Regions from separate parts of the Homo sapiens genome. Here region 1 is linked to region 2. The links are chromatin contacts, found by Hi-C or POLR2A ChIA-PET in ENCODE. All regions are on one chromosome and are shown on one strand. The core of a region is the stretch at or near the end of the contact, and the rest is flanking DNA. Distances in the headings are between cores, read along the strand shown. Region 1 overlaps CRIM1 (cysteine rich transmembrane BMP regulator 1). Region 2 overlaps CRIM1 (cysteine rich transmembrane BMP regulator 1).

Region 1 (6,129 bases), core at 1,572-4,071, 71 kb before region 2:
TCTCCCTCTGTCCTTCCTTCTCTCCTTTTCACCCTCCCTCCCTCCTTTCCTTCCTTCCTTCCTTCCCCCTCTCTCCTTCCTTCCCTTTCCCTCCCACCCTCTTTCCTTCCCTCTCTCCTTCATTCCTTCTTTCCTTCCCTTCCTCTCTCCACACACGAGAATAATGATGGGAAGAACTTAGACTGAGCGTGGACCTAAAGCACCTGGCTATGATGTGTGGTGTTTTCTGAATGATACTGACCTATGTAGAATAATTTCAACTGATGTATCAAAACCACAGAAGAAATATCAAAGATCAAATGCTGAGCTACAGCATACAGGGTTTATGTAAATACTCTTTCAGTAACTGTATGAGATCACTGTCTAAAAGAATATTTATAAAATGATATTATGAGAAAGAACAACCACTCTGAATGCCTTGGAGGCAATGGGAAAACCAATAACTTTTTTCTTTTTCTCAAGAGACAGGGTCTCACTCTGTTGCCCAGGCTGGAGTGTAGTGGTGCAATCATAGCTCTTTGAACTTCTGGGCTCAAGTGATCCTCCTACTTTAACCTCCTGAGTAGTTAGGACTACTAGTATGCACCATTATGCCTGGATAATTTTTAGGGTTTTTTTTTTTTTTTTTTGTGGAGATGGGGTCTCATTGTGTTGGCCAGGCTGGTCTTGAACTCCTGGCCTCAAGCTAGCTACCTGCCTTAGTCTCCCAAAATGCTGGAATTATAGGCATGAGCCACCAACACCTTGCTCAGTATCCTCATTTCTTTTCCTAGATACACTGTCTCCTTCAATGACACATAGGGACCCATTTGCGAAAACGCCATCAGGAAGTTTTGGAAGCTACCAGGTTTAAAGGGAGATGTGGTAGCTATTCCATGCAATTCGAGGTTCTATAAATTAAAATAATAGTCACTGTAGTCTTTTGGGGGAAACAGCATAATCTAATTGAGACTACATATAAATGTATTTTAAGCACTCAGCCTGAAGAGGGATGTAGAAATAAAGACTGGGAATATCCAACGAAAAATAACCAAAACAGTTTATGTGTGGCTATCAGGGTTGTGCCATTTAACTCTAAAGGCTACGTTTATTATTCCAACTGGTTTGCTTATTCTGACAATTAAGTTTTGTTCTTTGATACCTAATAATAATCGTAACTTCCACTTACTGAATGCCCACTACATACCAGGCCCTGTGTTAAGCATGTTACCTGCATCAATGCCATTTGATCTCCATTGCCCAATGGGTCAGGGTATTGTTTCAATTCTACAGAAAAATGAGGCACAAGATTCAATCAGTTGTCCAAGATGCACAGCTAGGAAGTGGCAGGGTGAGGAGGGGAACCACAGCGGGTCTGGTTCCACAGTCCGCCAGCACCTCTGTCTGTTGTGTGCCAAGCCGGATAACCTGTGGAGGGACCACTTGCCCGGACAAGGATCAATCAGTGCCACACAAACAAGCTGTTACTTCTCACTGACTCTTGAAAATGGGGACTCGAATTTATCTTTGTCTTCAAAGATAAATTGTCCTTTACCTGACTGCATCATACCTCACACAGTGCTATCAAGGAGTGGAGATAACCAAGTGGGTTATTTAGGTAATTTAGGATTCCTGGTCCTCCTTAGGAACATCTCTGTTTAACACTTCTCTCTCCCCTCACAATCTCTCCCTCCCACTCTCTCAAAGAGGATTAGAGGAGAATGTTCCAAGGAAACCATGAGGTATGACACTAACATAATAACGTTTATTTTTAAAACAAACCAATCAGGGGTTATATATCCAAATAAACATGATCCCCTTCTAAGTAGTCCTGGTAGGCTGTAAACTCTTCCAATGGTACTGCCGCTGCTGCACAGCTTTGGAATTTTCCTCTTGCGATGGCGTCCAGGGCCAATTTTGAAACGTGCAAAGAAGATGGTTACTATTTCACAGTTACACCTTGGTTTAGATCGGCTTCGCTACTTATTTTTCTCAGCTATGGCCCCTATCTTATCCGTCAGATTCAGTTTGAAATGACTTTTGGCCTCTTTCAGAAACAAAGTCTCTGCAAGAATACAAAGATTTACTTCTGCCATCACCGTCAACTACGTCAGGGACCTGGAGCCCTTTGCTGGATGCAGCTGGTCCTTCCATGGGGCTGCTTACCTCATGGGATGCTCAGACAAACATCTTCTTTTCTTTTGGGATTCAGATATGAGCAATATTATCTTGCATCACATATGATTACAATAAAAATATACAATGTCTTTCAGCAGTAGAGTCTGGAAAATTCAGTGTGGGTTCCCTCCTGCCTATTTTCCCTCAATTCTGGTTCATATCACAAGAGGAGGAAGAAGCGGCAAGGCCTTGAAATGTTAATTCCTTTCCGGTTAACTTCTTCAACTGTTTAAACTTCATTATCTTACCTCTTTTCAAGATAAGAAAAGAAGACTTAACAGGCTGTTAAGGCTGGACTTTGTTTTTACTCCTGAGCTATTTTAATTATGCCATAAAACTAATTAACAGCTAGGGAAAATCTAGAACTGTGTTATTTTCTTCCTCTACAAAGATCCAATTTAGTATTCCAGGAGTCACTGAGATGGTGGCACAGCCCTGCTCTGAAACTGACCATGATGTAGGATATACATGAGCCTCTGGAAAAAAAAAAAAACAAAAAACCAAAAACCAAAAACGCATCTCCAGATTCTTCCTCCTCTTTCCTCTGTGGAAGGATATAAAAACCAAAATGGACTCTAACCTATGTTATAGTTGGATTTCTTGATTTCTGCCTAGGAGGCAACTTCTTACATAGATACTTCAATTTCTAAATCTGGTGGTCATGAAGTCAGAGGCTTGGTGTGGGAGTAACCTCCTGGGAGGAAGTCAGGCTGCTTTAGAAATTGCATCAGTTCTTTCAAATCTCCTGCGTACTATTTAGAGTCCTGAAAAGTAATTTACTCTGGGATCCTGGTGGCCAAGAAGCTAAATGCAGCTCTTAATCTCAGAATAAGTCTCACTGCAAAACAAGCCAACACAGTACTATAACGGGGGCATTTGTTCTTCCCACACATTGAGATCAAGGCCCCCCGAGTGTCATCCTAAGTGTTGGGGATGCAGACGTGAACAAGGCATTCAAGGCCTTGGTCCTCAGGAGACGCTCCTGCACCCAGAGGGTCTCGTCAGCTTTGTGGGAGTCCATATCCAAATGGATGAGCCCAGTGTCTGGAAAAGACGCGCAGACAGCTGGTCCTGCTAATAACATGATATTACAGTTTGGGTTCTTAAGTTTGAGGTTTGAGGGATTTACAGAAAACTTCAGTGAAGTCATTTAGGCAGGCATACAAAGGGCCCATGTATACTATGGGTAACATGAGATTTAGAAAGGGGAGCGGTAGAAAAGGCAGCCAAGTATTACCAATGACATAGCTGACCTGGGCAAGAATAGGGGAAGTACTTCTAAAAATGTTAGTTTATACCTGTAACAATGCATTACAGCACTCTCTAAGCCACAAAGGAATAAAATACCACTTTCATTTCACTTTCTAACAAGACACTGAAATCCCTGGCTTGTCATGTGCTTTTCATTCTGTATTGTCGGTCACATGCTGGGCACAAACTCCACACTTGGAGAATAAATAGAATGTGAGCACCTCCTGTTTGAGAAACTGGCTTCACTTGTTTTTTTAAAAAACATAAAGAAGAGACTTAAACACATGGAAATTGTAATGATGCAGGGATCTGAGAAAATAATGTACGGGCCACTAAGAACTCATAGACAGAAGATGATGACTGATTTTCAATGCGCTGACTCACCAGGCCTTTACAGACTGTAAAAGAATGAAAAGATGGAACTCAACTGAAGTCTTGCTCAAAACAGATGCAGGGGGCCTAGACAATTTCAATGAGGCAGAGATCTAATACACAGTCATTCTGTCAGGAAATGATTAAAGAATTCTGGTTAAAAATGCAACAAATGCTTACTGATTTAATTAAATCTTTGGGTATTTTACTTTATAACTTTTAGCTTCCAATAAAAAAAAATCTGATCTTAATCCATCTTTCTTTTAAAAAAATGAGGTACATGCTGTCATGTCGGCTGACTCCTACCTCTCCATACTGCCTCAATCTTAATTGCTGTGAAAGCAGATTTGGCCACAGTTTAAGGCTTTTCTTAGAATTCCATTTTTGTTTTATTTTATTTCATTTATTTCTTAGGGTAGGAAGTGCAAGTAATTTATAAAGGTTAAAAGAGCCTATCAGATTTCTTCAACATACTAGAAAGAAATAGGTGATTGCTCAGGCTTCCAAGTCCTAGTTCTACAAAAAGAAATCTCACCAAACTAGTAAACACAGTCACTTTTGGCTGAGAACCACTGCATGCAGAGGACACAATTTCTCAGTAATAGAGCTTACTCCTTGTGTTAAGCATTTGTTATGGGTTGATTAAGCACTTCATGGATAGTTGTTGAAGGAAACATTTTATTTTCAACTTTAAATGTGGTCTCATGTCATAGTAGGGCCTACAATCCAAGATGCATCTACAGGTACATGGACATTATTCACATAAATCATTTTGGAAATATAAAAATGTCATTTTAAAAGGCAGGCAGAAACAACTAAAGATCAAGGTGGCCCAAATAAGGAGGAAGAAATACAACTTCTTTTAGGACTTAAAAGAAGCAATCCATGTAAAAGTCGGGGTATACCATCTTGTTAAGAAAACCTTAACGTAGAAGCCATTGGACCTTCCAGATTGGCCAGTTTCTGCACCTATAGAAGATGTTTTATCTGGTCACAGTCCAAGTCCTGTTAAGAAGACTCTGCCAGCAGTCTCCAGAGGGTTCTTATCAGGTGGGCCCTCTTGTGATGGGGTCTTCCCCCATATCCTTGACCACTAGAGGGTACAAAATCAGGTTTGGCCTCCTGGACCAAAATAAGAGAAAGGCAGATACTGTTGGATCTCTCTGGAAATAGCAGTGCAGCAGCCTAACTTCCGTGCAGCAGAGCTCTTTAAATTAAGAACGTGGGGCTGGAGCGGAGCACACCTAAAGACTATGCAGCTTAGGGGTTTTTCCCAAGTTAACCAGAACAACTTGAATTTCTGTTTACACAGCCGGGGGCCTGGAAAGGATACTGAAGTGAGAAGAGAAAGCTGCTTATGGAAGCAGCAAGATCAGTTGCTTCCTAGGGCATAGGGTAAGACCCAAACAAACTGAAATCAAACACTGCTTATTTTTGTTGTGATAACTTTAGACCAGTTCCAAAGTTAGCATGGTGCACGACAACCAGAATGTTTTCATTTTTATACTCTCTAAACAATACACAGAAAATCATCCTGTTTCCCCTTCTTTCAAATCACACCTCTCATCTTTTGTTTCAATCTTTTTAGCACTAACTGTGACAACCTGGGCCTCCGTGTAGGTCCACAGTAACTGACAGCACTGAAGAATGTGCAGGAGGTATACATCTCCCTATGAGGGTGCGCCCTGATGATAAATGCCACGTACTCTGTTCCCAGGAATCACAGTGGATCATGCACAGTAAGTTCAGACTCTTCAAATGGGACTAGCCTCTCAACATAAACCAAAATAAATGAGCCCTATTTTCTCACTTCTGATAATGTCTAGAGGTATGAAAGAACAGTGTGGTTTGTGGGCAAGGCCCTGTCACAACACAGCTGAGCTACAGAAAGCACACTGTTTCTACCTGGGTTACGATGGAGTGACCAAAGTGACATGGGCTTTTTAAGATGGGAGCAGGCAGGATGAGGTACACTGCCAAAGCATTATCTAAGATATTCTCGGCCTCGAAAAGCTCATCACTGAGATGTTATATCCAGGCATTTCTCTTGTAGAAAGCCAGACGCTACATTTAACAGTGAGACACTAGAATCTATTTGATAATGTTACTCAGATCAGCTGCAATCTGTGTTACGAGAGCAGCAATTCTACTGAATCAATATACACTTAAATTGTGTTTACTGTTTATAAAGTATTTTTGCATATGTACATTATGTCATTTAATATTCTTGGCACTTTTGTGAAGCACAGGACAATATTATTATTGCCATCTTATAGATGAGGAAACTGAACTAGGGTTACATCATATCACCGAGACATAAAGCTAGAATGTGACAGAGCTGTGATTATA
Region 2 (6,184 bases), core at 2,588-5,087:
GCATGAATGGGGGTGTTCCATGAGCTGCAAGCTGGCTGTGCTGGCTCTCACCCCTAACTTCGATGCTGCTGCAAAAATTGCTAAACGCAGAAGCCTGGCAAATACGGGCAGGTGAAATAAGAGGAGACAAAATGTTGCATCTGCTACAATGAAAGAGAGGCAGGACACAGGAAACTTAGGGCAGCTGGGTGTCAGCATGTGAATGTAAGATGAGGAAAGAGCCGCTAGATTTCTGCCCTGGGACTCCCCTGGGGAGAGATGTATGGGTCAGAGGGTGGAGAAGATGACGGCGGGAGTTCCCAGGTTGACAGGAGTAAAAGGAAGACATCCTAAAAAAAGACATCCTGGCAGGAAGTATGTGGGTATTTACATACGGTAGAGGTCAAGATCAGGAAAGGTAATGTTCCCAGCAGGGAAAACTATCAATACATTCATTAATTGTGCTTTTGTCCCCCCTTCTTATTTAAGTAATTGGTTTGTTCACTTATTGTTCTTTGGATCTTTAATAAATTAAAATATGCTTATAGTCCACAAGTACTTCAATAATGAGGCCCAGAGATTTAATTACATTTATAGTTAACCATGGAACTAGAAAAGAAATTACTTTAGGTTATGATTTGCATCAAGGACTATTAAAGCCACTGGAAAGGTGGCTTTAAACACCCCACTATCACCCCAAGGTAGGCTCCTTGAGGATTCTTCCATGTGGGGTGGCAGTTCTATTGGATTCCTGGGAGAAGAGGGTGTTAGGTCATTCAGGTTTTGCTGCAATTGTATTTCTACCAGTGGTTTCAAGTAAAGGTTTGCCTGTTTTGTGTGAGTAGAGCTTGGAGCTCTCAATTCATACGCTATATTCCTGCAGGACAATCATTTTCTAGCGCTGAGTAAATGTGAGCTGGGCTTTTAGTGCCTGATAAGGTCATCCCATACTTTGTCACGCTTATATCCCTAGCCATTGCAGTGGTAAGCACATAATCATACTGCTGTGATATAACAGTAACATTATATTGTTTACATTTATTGTACTTGGCACTCTGTACAACTTAAAACTCTCTGGAGTTTATAGATAAATGGGGCTAGAATACTGACAGGCCACACCCTGGCCCCAATGTGTAGATGTGATTACAATGAAAGCATCCCGCAAGAATAGCTGATTAACCTTCTCTTACAAATCTTCTATGATTCCACATTCTTGCCTACACACGTGCTCCAGGGAATCATTCTACTCTAAACACCTGAGAGTGTACAGTCAACCAAAAAATACCTCTTCAGATGTTGTCCTTCAACACTTGAACAACCTTTACTGAACACGTGCACTTACGTGCTGGGTTCTCTGCTATGCTGTTAGGAGTCACACCACACTGAACACCATGACTAAGTCTGCCATGAAGTCTTTTTTCCCCTTTTATGTTTGACCTATTTTCCCAACATTTGTTTAAAAAATTTACAATTTAAAAAATACATTTAGGGAGTACAAGTGCAAGTTTCTTATAGACATATATTGCATAGAGGTGAAGTGTGAGCTTTTAGTGTACCTGTCACCCAAAGAGTAAACATTATATGCATTACGTCTTCCTAACATTTAAATATTCCTATTTTTTTTTTAAAGTCCCTTACAAGTTGTCTCCAGCAGGCTACAGAAGAGCTGAAGTTGCACCCAACCACCTATTAACCCACCTAGGAAAGGAAAATGTTTTATGCTGAATCTTTACAACTAAACTGACTGCATAATAAAGATCCTGGTTTTGCTAGCTGGTGTGACCCCAGCTCCTGTCTCCTTGTTTCCTTCCCTGCAAAGCCTTCTGATCTACCTGTTGCCATCTTTTGACTTTTCACAGCTTCCCCTGAACGTGAAATTAGCATCTTAATCAAGAAAGAGCTGATGAAAGAACCACAAAAGGTAAAAATCTGGGCTTAGGTCAGATATCTATTGGGTAGCTATCTATTAGGTTAAAACCTTACTGAAACTGCCAGTTTTGCAGTTCGAAATGGTCAAATAGCAATTCCTTATTTTCAACATAATACAACTCACATGAGTTATCTTTTAACAGGTATGTTTACATTCACTCTGTCAGGTAACAAAAGGGGACCCCATCATGACCCATATTTGCCCAGGAAGTCTGTTATATCTACAAATGATATGAGTCCCATGTAGTTTTAAAAAATTCTTCAGTAAGATTATTCTAGATTCTCTGGTTAACACACACTGCAGGAGGTATTCTTCCCTTTCACCGATGGGAACAGGAGTTACACAGCTTAGTCAAGTGACCTGATTTTAAATAGGGTTTCCTGTTCTCTGTGTTTTCCACTAGAAGAGACTAGATTTTCCTCTACTGAGTCATGAACAGGAAATGCTGAACTACAGAAGAACTGACGCATGCAACCTGTACCGTCCTCACCACATTCTTTCTCTTCATTTTAATTCTTTTTGTCCTCCCTAATCTTTCCCTCCCTTTATCCCCATCTCTGGATAAGGAGCAAGCAAAGGAAAGGAGAACACAAAAGGGGCAGAGCAAACAGCATTTCATGAGAAAAGCTGCAGTGAGCTGATTTCAACACTTACCCCTCATTTCTGAAGCCCTCTCCCCAATTTCCAGTTCTAGTCCAATCTCCCCCTGCCCACGTCTCTGTCTCTCCCAAACCATGCTACACCCATCCTAAGGCTCAGTTCCCAAACTTCTGCAGTCAAAATTTATCTTCCATTACTCCTCATTTTATGTATCACTTTCTCAGCCTAGCATTCAACACTCTGAAGTCCATATAACCCTTTCTCAATTCTGTTTCCCAGTATTTCCCTTCATTTTCCATTGCTACGGTCATGCTCTTTTCTCCAAATAAGTCCGCACTTTGCTGTCTCTGCACTGCCTGCCCTAATGGCCTCTGCACATTCCTCATCCAGCCCTTATGCCCAGTTGTCTTTCTAGGCCAACCTCGGATAACAGCTTCTTCTCTGAACCCCCAAACACCACACTTTTCTTACAGCACCCTCTTTCTCTATTTTGTGGTAACTTGAGGACTCACCTTAACATAAGCTCTTCTAGTACCTATCATGTCTAGTCATATAAATGTTTCTTAAGTGGAAGTGAACTGCAGAGGAACAAGACAGGAATAACAGTAACACAACAAAACAAAAACACAAAAGAAAGTGAGGAGAGCACTGAGATTTCTCTACTGTGAATTCATAAAGGCCACCCCAGGCAGAGCTATTTGCATGACCTTGAGCAGAAGTGCTAAGGTTTTAAAAAATGAAACAAAACAGCTTTATTGAGATATAATTCACTTACGATAAGTATTCACCCTTTTAAAGTACACAATTCAGTGGTTTTATACTCACAAGGTTGTATAACCATCACTAGTACCTAATTTCAGAACATTTTCATCATCTCAAAAAGAAATCCTGTACTCACTAGCAGTCACTCCCTTTCCCCTGATCTCCGGCCCTTAGCAACCACTAATTTATGTTCTGTCTCTATGGACTTGCCAATTCTGGATAGTTCATATAAATGGAATCATACAATATGTGGGCTAAGGGCTTTTTAACTTCAAAGAAGATGCAACCTGTATTTGCAAGTAACCAGAAAAATAAAGCCTCTAATGTAATCCTTAGAGTTAATATAATGATCAATCGAGGTACCACATTAATAAATTTTTGCATAATGTAACCACAGCTGCAGCCAGGTGGGACTTGGTAAAGCTGTCTTTTTTTTTTCTCAAGTAGGTAATGGATTCAAGCTCAGTGGGCACCTGAGTGCCTGAGTACAATGGAACTCAGAAATCATGGAAACCCCTAGAGGGCACTCACCCCCTTAGGAGGTTCTGCTGACTGAAGGGCGGTGAGTACACATTTAAGCTTTCCCTTCATGTCCTTTGCTTCCTGGACTTCACAGACAATCCCAGGCAGGCCAGAAGGTCAGAGTCCGAGCTCCTGGGCATAGCTTGCAAGGTGCTCCTAAGTCTGCCTCTACCTGTTATTAGTTTCCATATTCTACTGGTTCCTGCACACACCCTACACTCCAGCAACAATGATGATCTGATGTCACTCAATCACCTGCCACCACCCCTTATCACTCCAGCCACAGCTCATGTCCACCCAGCCTCAAATCCCTGCCTCTCCCTTGCCCCTGGTGAATTCCCCACAACCTTAAGACCATCTACCCTGTAAGACCTTCTCTGGTCAAAAAACAAACAGGATTAATTTTCCCTCCTCTGACTTGCAACAGTACGTAACGGTAGTAACTCTTGAAGTGCATCGGCCCATCATACTAAATCAAAATCAGACTGTTTCTCCTGTGAATTCCTCTAGTGCAGGGGGCATGTCTTACTTGTCTTATAAATAATAGTAAAAAAATGATAAAGGTACCCAACCAATAATCTGAAATAAACTTTTTCATGGATACTAAGTCAGGGGTTAGACCATGTATTGTTTTATATTTTTTATTTTTATACATTTTAGACTGCAAGCTTCTAGGTACAGTGCTTTTCAAAATTAGTATGTGGAAGGAAAGACTATGGAATGTGTTTAAAATGCAGATGCCAGGGTACCCACTCAAACATTGTTTTTCTGCAGGTTTGGGGAGCGGCTCCAGAATCTGCCCATATAATAGGCTCTCCAGGAGAGTCTGCTGATGGGAATTTGCAATCCACTTTCCAAGAACTTTGTGCCTAGATGCGCAAAGCCTGGGTGGTCACAGTTTAATTTGTACTTTCCACTAAAAAAAAACAAAAAAGCAAAAAACAAGTACAACTAGTTTTAACATTATAATGAGAACAATGATTACTAGTACTTGTTTTAGATCACTTACAAAGACTCCTTCCTGCCTGAATACCATTGCTTAAAAGTGAGAGATACCACGAGGGAAGAAAAGAACAGAAATATTACCAATTTATCCAATACTGTCACCCAAAGAAGAAAAATGTGTGACTGCTAGCAAGCTACTTAAACTCTTGCAGACTGTTTTCTCATCCATAAAGTGAGACAGGTGGATCATAATAAACTCTTCTCTAAATATAAAATCCTTTGATTCTATCACTGCCATTCCCATTCCCGTCACTGCTGCAAACTGACCTCAGCTCATCCTCTTCTCACTCACCTGCACCCTGTCCTTCAGGAACATCAGTCACCTTGTGTCCCTTACTCCCCTGATCCTCCTCCTCTCCAAGCACCTCAACCTTCAGGCCCAGCTCAAGATAGGGCCTTTGCACTGGTGACGTTTTGTTTTTCGTGGGGGCATAATAATTATATAACTTTTTTTTCCCTACTAAAGAACTCTAAGCAAGGCCGGAAAAGAAACAACATGCTAGATGCTGTTGTCTCCCTACCACTAGGCATGTTTCAGACCCTACATAACTAAGCGCAAGGGTCAACAGTTTGTTTTACTACAATGACCAGAAAAACCTTAAAGGAAGATAACCTACAGGAGATTCCTGGAGGAGGCCACAGGGCTAGGAGTCCTGTTTGCCCCTCCCACAGCCCTTTCAGCAAAGAACAGGAATGCCCCTCAACCTCTGCCTCGCCCCGTCACCCCAGAGGTATCCTCCTGGTGTGGGTGCTGATGTTATCCTAACATTCCCCATAGTAGGCTCCTTCTGCAGAGGAGGCAGCTCGGAAGCAGCAAGCCATCATATTCCTCATCTTCCCCAGCAGACTCTGATCTTCCTCTGCCCGTATCCTAGAGGAAAACAAGTCAGTGAGGTCTTCTGGAAAAGATTTCTTTCAATACTGGATCTACTACACACCGGAAGTGAGTGCTTGAGGCCTTCAAAAGTGGAGACATGACCGCCTATAAATTAAAAACTACTTACAGGTGGGTGGGAGGTCGCCCTTTAGTCAGGAAACAAGGATAAATGAGGAGCAAAAAGGGCAAAGCCCTTGTGTTACTAGGATTCTACACAGTGTGTTAATGAAATAGCTTGTCGGGAATGGAAATTATAATGACATATAAAACACAGTGCTATTCTATAAAAAGTAGCTGCAACTTTAATTAAATTCGATGTACTATCTTTCTACTGATTAAATTTCTTACTCTTTCCAGGAATGTGTAAGTTTTTTTTTTTTTAAAGGCTGCAAATAAAATATCCAAAAAGAAACAGGTTTCCTATCTGAGGGTCCAACCCTTCTTATGGAAAACAGCACTCCTCCCTATGAAAGTTCCTTAGGCTCACAGTTTTCCTCGTGCCTCACCAT

What was found. Hi-C counts contacts between places; a loop is a spot of excess contacts on that map. ChIA-PET counts read pairs that join two places held with the same protein, here RNA polymerase II (POLR2A).
Region 1: a map with no recorded cell type shows a loop between it and region 2 (5-fold over the local background). The contact joins two enhancer-like sites. A Hi-C loop is called at or near these places in 1 of 168 maps with a recorded cell type or tissue (breast epithelium) and 2 of 37 single-sample maps with no recorded cell type. POLR2A ChIA-PET finds 5 or more read pairs at or near these places in 1 of 52 experiments (activated CD4-positive, alpha-beta T cell).

Annotation. Positions count from the first base shown.
Region 1 is chr2:36,527,926-36,534,054 of GRCh38, reverse strand. The region is part of intron 13 of CRIM1 (cysteine rich transmembrane BMP regulator 1); the gene reads right to left. Among named protein-coding and RNA genes, the nearest start is that of FEZ2, 67 kb to the left of the region's middle. Within about 2 kb of position 2,821, at least 3 of the 41 ENCODE cell types and tissues checked have a DNase peak (open chromatin) inside an H3K27ac peak, as active enhancers do.
Region 2 is chr2:36,457,629-36,463,812 of GRCh38, reverse strand. The region is part of intron 4 of CRIM1 (cysteine rich transmembrane BMP regulator 1); the gene reads right to left. Among named protein-coding and RNA genes, the nearest start is that of CRIM1, 100 kb to the right of the region's middle. RefSeq lists silencers at 2,333-2,627, 2,753-3,047 and an enhancer at 4,536-5,215. Within about 2 kb of position 3,837, at least 9 of the 41 ENCODE cell types and tissues checked have a DNase peak (open chromatin) inside an H3K27ac peak, as active enhancers do.